Linked DNA regions of Homo sapiens: region 1 is linked to region 2. The links are chromatin contacts, found by Hi-C or POLR2A ChIA-PET in ENCODE. All regions are on one chromosome and are shown on one strand. Each heading gives the region's core, a stretch centred on a gene start or an enhancer-like site at or near the end of the contact. The rest is flanking DNA. Distances are from core to core; before and after follow the strand shown.

Region 1 (2,791 bases), core at 290-2,789, 360 kb after region 2:
TGTGATTGCCACGGGGCATAGAAAATCTGCTTTCCTGGACTGTGGTTGGACCAAGGAAAGGGGAGGAAATTCAGAGGCATGCACGTGCGCCCTAGATGGGGCAGGGCTCTGGAGTGGTGATTGTTGGCCACACGTTGGCTGTCTCTCTGACCAATCCTTCATTATCTGAAAATGAGAGTTCAGTGAGGAAATGTTTTGTCCCTCTCCACCCCTGATAACAAGGGGTGTCCCTCCCCACCCCGATATCCCCCATAACCAAGATTTCCAAGAAGGTGGTGTAGGGAGGATCGTCTGCTGGCTGGCTTCAGGCAGAGCGGCCCTGCCAGTGTGTCTGTCTGGATAGCACCATCTGTTTGGGACAGCCCCTCGGCACAGTTTGGTCAGGCAGGATTTCAAGCCTGCTGCCCAGTGGGTCAACATTCTGCATCATTTCTTCCCCATCCCCAGTAGATGCATTCAGAATGACTCTTAAGTGGCTTTCCCAGAGGGAATCTGTGAGGCTAACCCCTCAGCAGCGCAGCCCGGGGAGACACACTCCGACCCATGCCCGGCACAGGCAGCTCCCACCGTGACCTCTGCTTCCTGTGCAGCAGGCAATGGAAAAAAGAACCCCTGGTTGTCAACAAGAACAGCTCCCGTGTTGATGGAAAGTGAGGGCCAAAGAAACCGGATTTAGCACCCAGTTCTTAGAAGTTATGGGTTTGAATGGTGTCTGAGAGTAACCCCTCTCTGATCTTTAAATAGGAAGTGTTACACCAAGTAGCCCTGTCTGACTCACCAGGGAGCTTCAGAGTTCAGGTACCAGGGAACCCATAGTCAACTCTGAAAGAGGCACTCAACTTGGAGGGCTGACTGCAGAGAAGTCTAGATGTTCCAGTATGTGTCTGTGTCTCAGGGTGCAGTGGGGATTGAGGGTGGGACCAGAATTGGCTCACAAAGTGAATAGTTGAATATAGGACTTCAGCCTCATGAGCACCTGATTGGATTCTGTTTTTTGTTTCAGCATTCTCTCTGTCAGATTGTTTTAATAACAGCATCAGAGCCTTGAAGGTGGCCTGAGACAGGACTCCCTGTGTGGTTCTGTGGTTGGGCATCTTTAAACTATGTTTATCTCCCCAAAGCCCTGTTTCTTTAAAACTGCCTTTGAGCCCCCCAGAGACCCTCAATTCTTGGTGCTTCTCTTTGAGCAATCAGATGGGTTACAACTGGGCAGGATGAGAGGAATGCTTTTGTGTCTGCACAGGTCTGTGCTGTTTCTTCCTCTGCTTTGGGGCTGGAGAATCACCCAGACCCTCCTGGCATCTGGGCGGTGTGCAGGCTTCTTAACAACATTACGGGCATCTGGATTCTGGTTGGTTGCTGGGAATTCTGATGGGTTTACGAGTTATGTGATGGGCGGGGAGGCCATGTGCTAGTTTTGTTTAGTTTGGTTTTGGTTTGCTAGTGAGCGGAAAATCTGATGTGACACCTTAAAGGCCAGCCCACAAGTGGCAGCACCTGATCGTCATCTCTGCTCTCAGCCTCTATGGGAGGCACCCGGCCCTGCCGTTGCTGCTGGGCTTCCTCTGCCCTGAGGGCTTTCGTGTGAGCTCAGGGCAATGCAAGTGTGTGTTCAGTTACCAAGCCCAAAAGTCAAAAGAACAGCCAGAGCCAAGCTGGCTTTTGAGGAGAGAGGCCGGCTCCTCCAGCCTGGCTGCATTTGCCTGAGGTAGATCGTGAGTGCTCTGCCCCAGCCTCTCCGCCCTCCTGTGTCCTTTCTCAGCGGCTGCTCTAAAGTATAACTTCACGTAGTGGTGACTTAACTTGAAAGGAGCCGCAGGGGGCGTGAGAGCAGCTTGGAGAGGTGGGAGCCTGGGCCGCCGATGGCTCCAGCCTGTGAAAGTGTGGAAAGCTCGTTCCAGGAAAATTGGAATAATCACCTCATTGGCTGGCTTTCAGGCGGTGAGTGGTTCTTTCTTTAATTTGACAGGAGCGCTGGGATTCAGGGAAGGGCGTGGTGGGAAGCCCTGTGGTTCAGACAGACCCCACGAAGCCAGTGAAGCTCCCAGGAGAAAGTCTGATTTATTTTTCCCTGGCCTGGCTTGCAGCATGGTGGAATCCACCACCCAGGCTGTGCTGGGCAGGACAGGCCGCTCTGATGCGGGTCAGAGATTCTGGGACTCAGAACATCTGCCTTGGCCCCCGCCCAGCCCGTGCCTAGCTTTGAAAAAGTCTGTTGGTGGTGTTGCATGATGACTTAAACTGCAGGAAGAGAGAAGCTCATGAACATTAAACTCTCCCCCAGTCTCTCTTGTGAGTTTCCTGAACACACACGTACTTATACATGCACATACACGCCTTTGCCCACAAGTGCACATATGCTTGCAGATACACACACACAGCCTCCCCACATGCACACTCACACAAATACATGTGCACATGCCATGCAGGCATGCACATGCAACTCACAAGCTCACACCCACATGCACGCACACACAAATATGTTTTCCCTGCCTGCTAGCAGGGGTGTACCTACCATTTGGCATTCTTCTCATGCTAACATGATCCCATGTAAACGGTTCCCAGGATTGTTAAGATCAGACAGCTGTCCTTTTTATGCATTGCTTTACAGCTCAGTGTCTCACCTGAGTGAGACAACTGTCCCTGTCCACTTCTGGAAAGAGCTGCCTCTGTTCCCTCTTTTCCTCCCTGGTGCTCTGTTGCATGGTCTGGTGTATTACAGGGATTGGCATGTTTGTGTCTGCAGGGGAGCCTCTGGGTGCTGGCTTTCTGTCCAGGGCTTCTGAGGGCC
Region 2 (2,851 bases), core at 344-2,843:
CAGTGTGGAGAAAATGGATACACCTATCACAAGGAAAGCTGCCAATACATTCCTGGGAAAGACAAGCCCCGTTGCTGAGCTTTCTGCCTGAGACTATCACAAACCTCCAGTGAAACCTAAAATAACTTGAGATTTGTTGTGCCTTTTTTTTTGAGACATGATCTTACTCTGTCACCATGGTCCCACTCTGTCACAGGCACCACTCTGTGGTGAGATCTTGGCTCACTGCAGCCTCAACATCCCGGGCTCAAGTGGTCCTCCCACCTCAGCCTCCCGAGTACCTGCCACTACAGGCATGAACCACTGTGTCCAGCTACTTTTGTTTACTTTTTGTAGAGACAGGGTCTCACTATGATGCCCAAGCTAGTCTCAAATTCCTGGGCTCAAGCAATCCTCCTGCGTCAGCCTCCTGAAGTGTTGAGATTAAGGCATGAGCCACAGCGAATGACTCAAGTTTCTACGCCACTCTGCTAATATTCTCAGTAATATGGATTCCGCATATGTGTCGAATGCTTTGTGATTTTCAGACAGGGGTTTCTCTCTTGTTAATTACTCCTCCTTCTCTCACCCAAGTAGCAAGGTGTCTCCAACACCAGCAATTCCTCCCTAGCGCTGTGGAAGAAAGAATGAAGGGGCCGGGCGCGGTGGCTCACGCCTGTAATCCCAGCACTTTGGGAGGCCGAGGCAGGTGGATCACGAGGTCAGGAGATCGAGACCATCCTGGCGAACATGGTGAAACCCCGTCTCTACTAAAAATACAAAAAAATTAGCCGGGCGTGGTGGCGCGTGCCTGTAGTCCCAGCTACTCGGGAGGCTGAGGCAGGAGAATGGCGTGAACCTGGGAGGCGGAGCTTGCAGCAAGCCGAGATCGCGCCACTGCACTCCAGCCTGGGCGACACAGGGAGACTCCGTCTCAAAAAAAAAAAGAAAGAAAGAAAGAAAGAAAGAATGAAGGATTGCAGTCACGTATGTGAGTGCTTCCTAAGTGCTTGAGGTGTCGCACACATGATCTCATAAGCTCATGTTCCTCGCAGCAACCCTGCCACCTGGGTCCCGCTATTGTCCCCATTTTACAGAGGAGGAGACTGAGGCTCGGAGACGTTAAGTAACTTGCCAAGGTGACAGCGCTGGTTACGTGGAGGAGCCGAGGACCCAGCGAAGTGAGCAGGGCAGACATTCTCCATTTTATTGAGAGTCACAGCGAAGTCGGACGCCCCAGGCCCTAGTGACAATTTGCCTGGGAGTTTTCCAGATCCTCAAGCCTCGGGGACTCTGTCGCGCTGCCCCCAGCAGCTGCTTTCTGTTTGGCCGCAGGCTCCAGAAAACACCCTCAAAGAGACACCCGGATCTTCCATCACCTACGATGCAAATTCTACGGCTGGAAAGCACGAGGGTGGAAAGGAAAAAGTTGCGTTCTTTTTACCCCGCTCTGGATTGCACGGTGGAAACTCCGTCTCCACGGAAACGCACCTCCTGGCAGCGGTCGCCAGGGGCGGGGCTCAGGGCGGCTCCTCCCCGGGGCTGCAACTGTTCCCAGGCTGGGGCGATTGCCGTCACCCCTGAACTTCCCCGTTCCTCTTCTCGGCTGCCTCCTTTTCCGTTGTCCCTTCGCGCCCCAAACCACATCCTGGAGCGCACTCTCCAGCGTGGCTGGCAGCGGGGACGGTGCGCCGGGGCGCAGGCCCAAGAGTCGCGTGCGCGGCCCCTTGCACCATCCCCCCGGGCCCACCCCCGGGCCGCGCTGATTGGGCAGGTAGGGACTCTGCCCAGCGGAAAGTTTTGGGTGCCGGGAGGAAGTCTAACCTTTGGGAGACTCCAAGACAGCAGCTCCGAGGTCGGCGGGGGTCTGGGTGGCCATGGAGGAGCCCCCTGTGCGAGAAGAGGAAGAGGAGGAGGGAGAGGAGGACGAGGAGAGGGACGAGGTTGGGCCCGAGGGGGCGCTGGGCAAGAGCCCCTTCCAGCTGACCGCCGAGGACGTGTATGACATCTCCTACCTGTTGGGCCGCGAGCTTATGGCCCTGGGCAGCGACCCCCGGGTGACGCAGCTGCAGTTCAAAGTCGTCCGCGTCCTGGAGATGCTGGAGGCGCTGGTGAATGAGGGCAGCCTGGCGCTGGAGGAGCTGAAGATGGAGAGGGACCACCTCAGGAAGGAGGTGGAGGGGCTGCGGAGACAGAGCCCTCCGGCCAGCGGGGAGGTGAGTGTGGGAGCGAGGGTTCCGGGCCCACGGCGCCTGCGGGGCGTAGGAGGGCACCTACTGGCAGGGAGACGCCTTCCTTTTCTTTTCTCTTCTCTTTTCTCTTTTTTCTTTTTTTAAGAGATGGGATCTCGCTGTGTTGCCCAGGCTGGTCTCAAACTCCTGGCTCCAAGTGATCCCCCAGCCTCAGCCTCCTAGAGTGCTGGGTTTACAGGTGTGAGCCACCCTGCCTGGCCAGAATCTGTATTTCTAACGAGTTCGCAGTTAATGCTGATGCTATTGGCCCAGGGTCCACAGTTTGAGAACCTTTGACCTAGAGCAAGAAACACTTTTTTTTTCTTTTGACACAGGGTCCTGCTCTATCTCCCAGGCTAGAGTGCAGTGGTGCAAACACGGCTCACTACAGCCTTGGCCTCCTAGGCTCAAGCAATTCTCCTGCCTTGCCCTTCCAAGTAGCTGGGAGTACAGGCATGTGCCACCATGCCTGGCTAACTTTTTTGATGTTTTGTAGAGATGGGGGTCTCACCGTTACCCAGGCTGGTCTCAAACTCCTAAGCTCAAGGAATCCTCCCACCTTGGCCTCCCAAAGTGCTGGGCTTGTGGATGTGAGCCACCACACTTGGACAAGAAACACATTTTACCTAAAGAGAAATTAG

The links. Hi-C counts contacts between places; a loop is a spot of excess contacts on that map. ChIA-PET counts read pairs that join two places held with the same protein, here RNA polymerase II (POLR2A). Pooled maps may share reads with other maps.
Region 1: a loop to region 2 is called in a pooled map, with 21 times the contacts of the local background. The contact joins the enhancer-like site here to the promoter of RILPL2 in region 2. A Hi-C loop is called at or near these places in 7 of 50 pooled maps. POLR2A ChIA-PET finds 5 or more read pairs at or near these places in 2 of 52 experiments (activated CD4-positive, alpha-beta T cell and activated CD8-positive, alpha-beta memory T cell).

The regions. Positions count from the first base shown.
Region 1 is chr12:123,074,724-123,077,514 of GRCh38, reverse strand. All of the region lies in intron 2 of PITPNM2 (phosphatidylinositol transfer protein membrane associated 2), which reads left to right. Among named protein-coding and RNA genes, the nearest start is that of PITPNM2-AS1, 5.3 kb to the left of the region's middle. Within about 2 kb of position 1,539, at least 17 of the 41 ENCODE cell types and tissues checked have a DNase peak (open chromatin) inside an H3K27ac peak, as active enhancers do.
Region 2 is chr12:123,435,426-123,438,276 of GRCh38, reverse strand. RILPL2 (Rab interacting lysosomal protein like 2) reads left to right here and starts at 1,593. Exons shown (of 4, transcript NM_145058.3): 1 at 1,593-2,195. The coding sequence starts at 1,857. RefSeq lists a silencer at 1,587-1,846 and an enhancer at 1,688-2,617.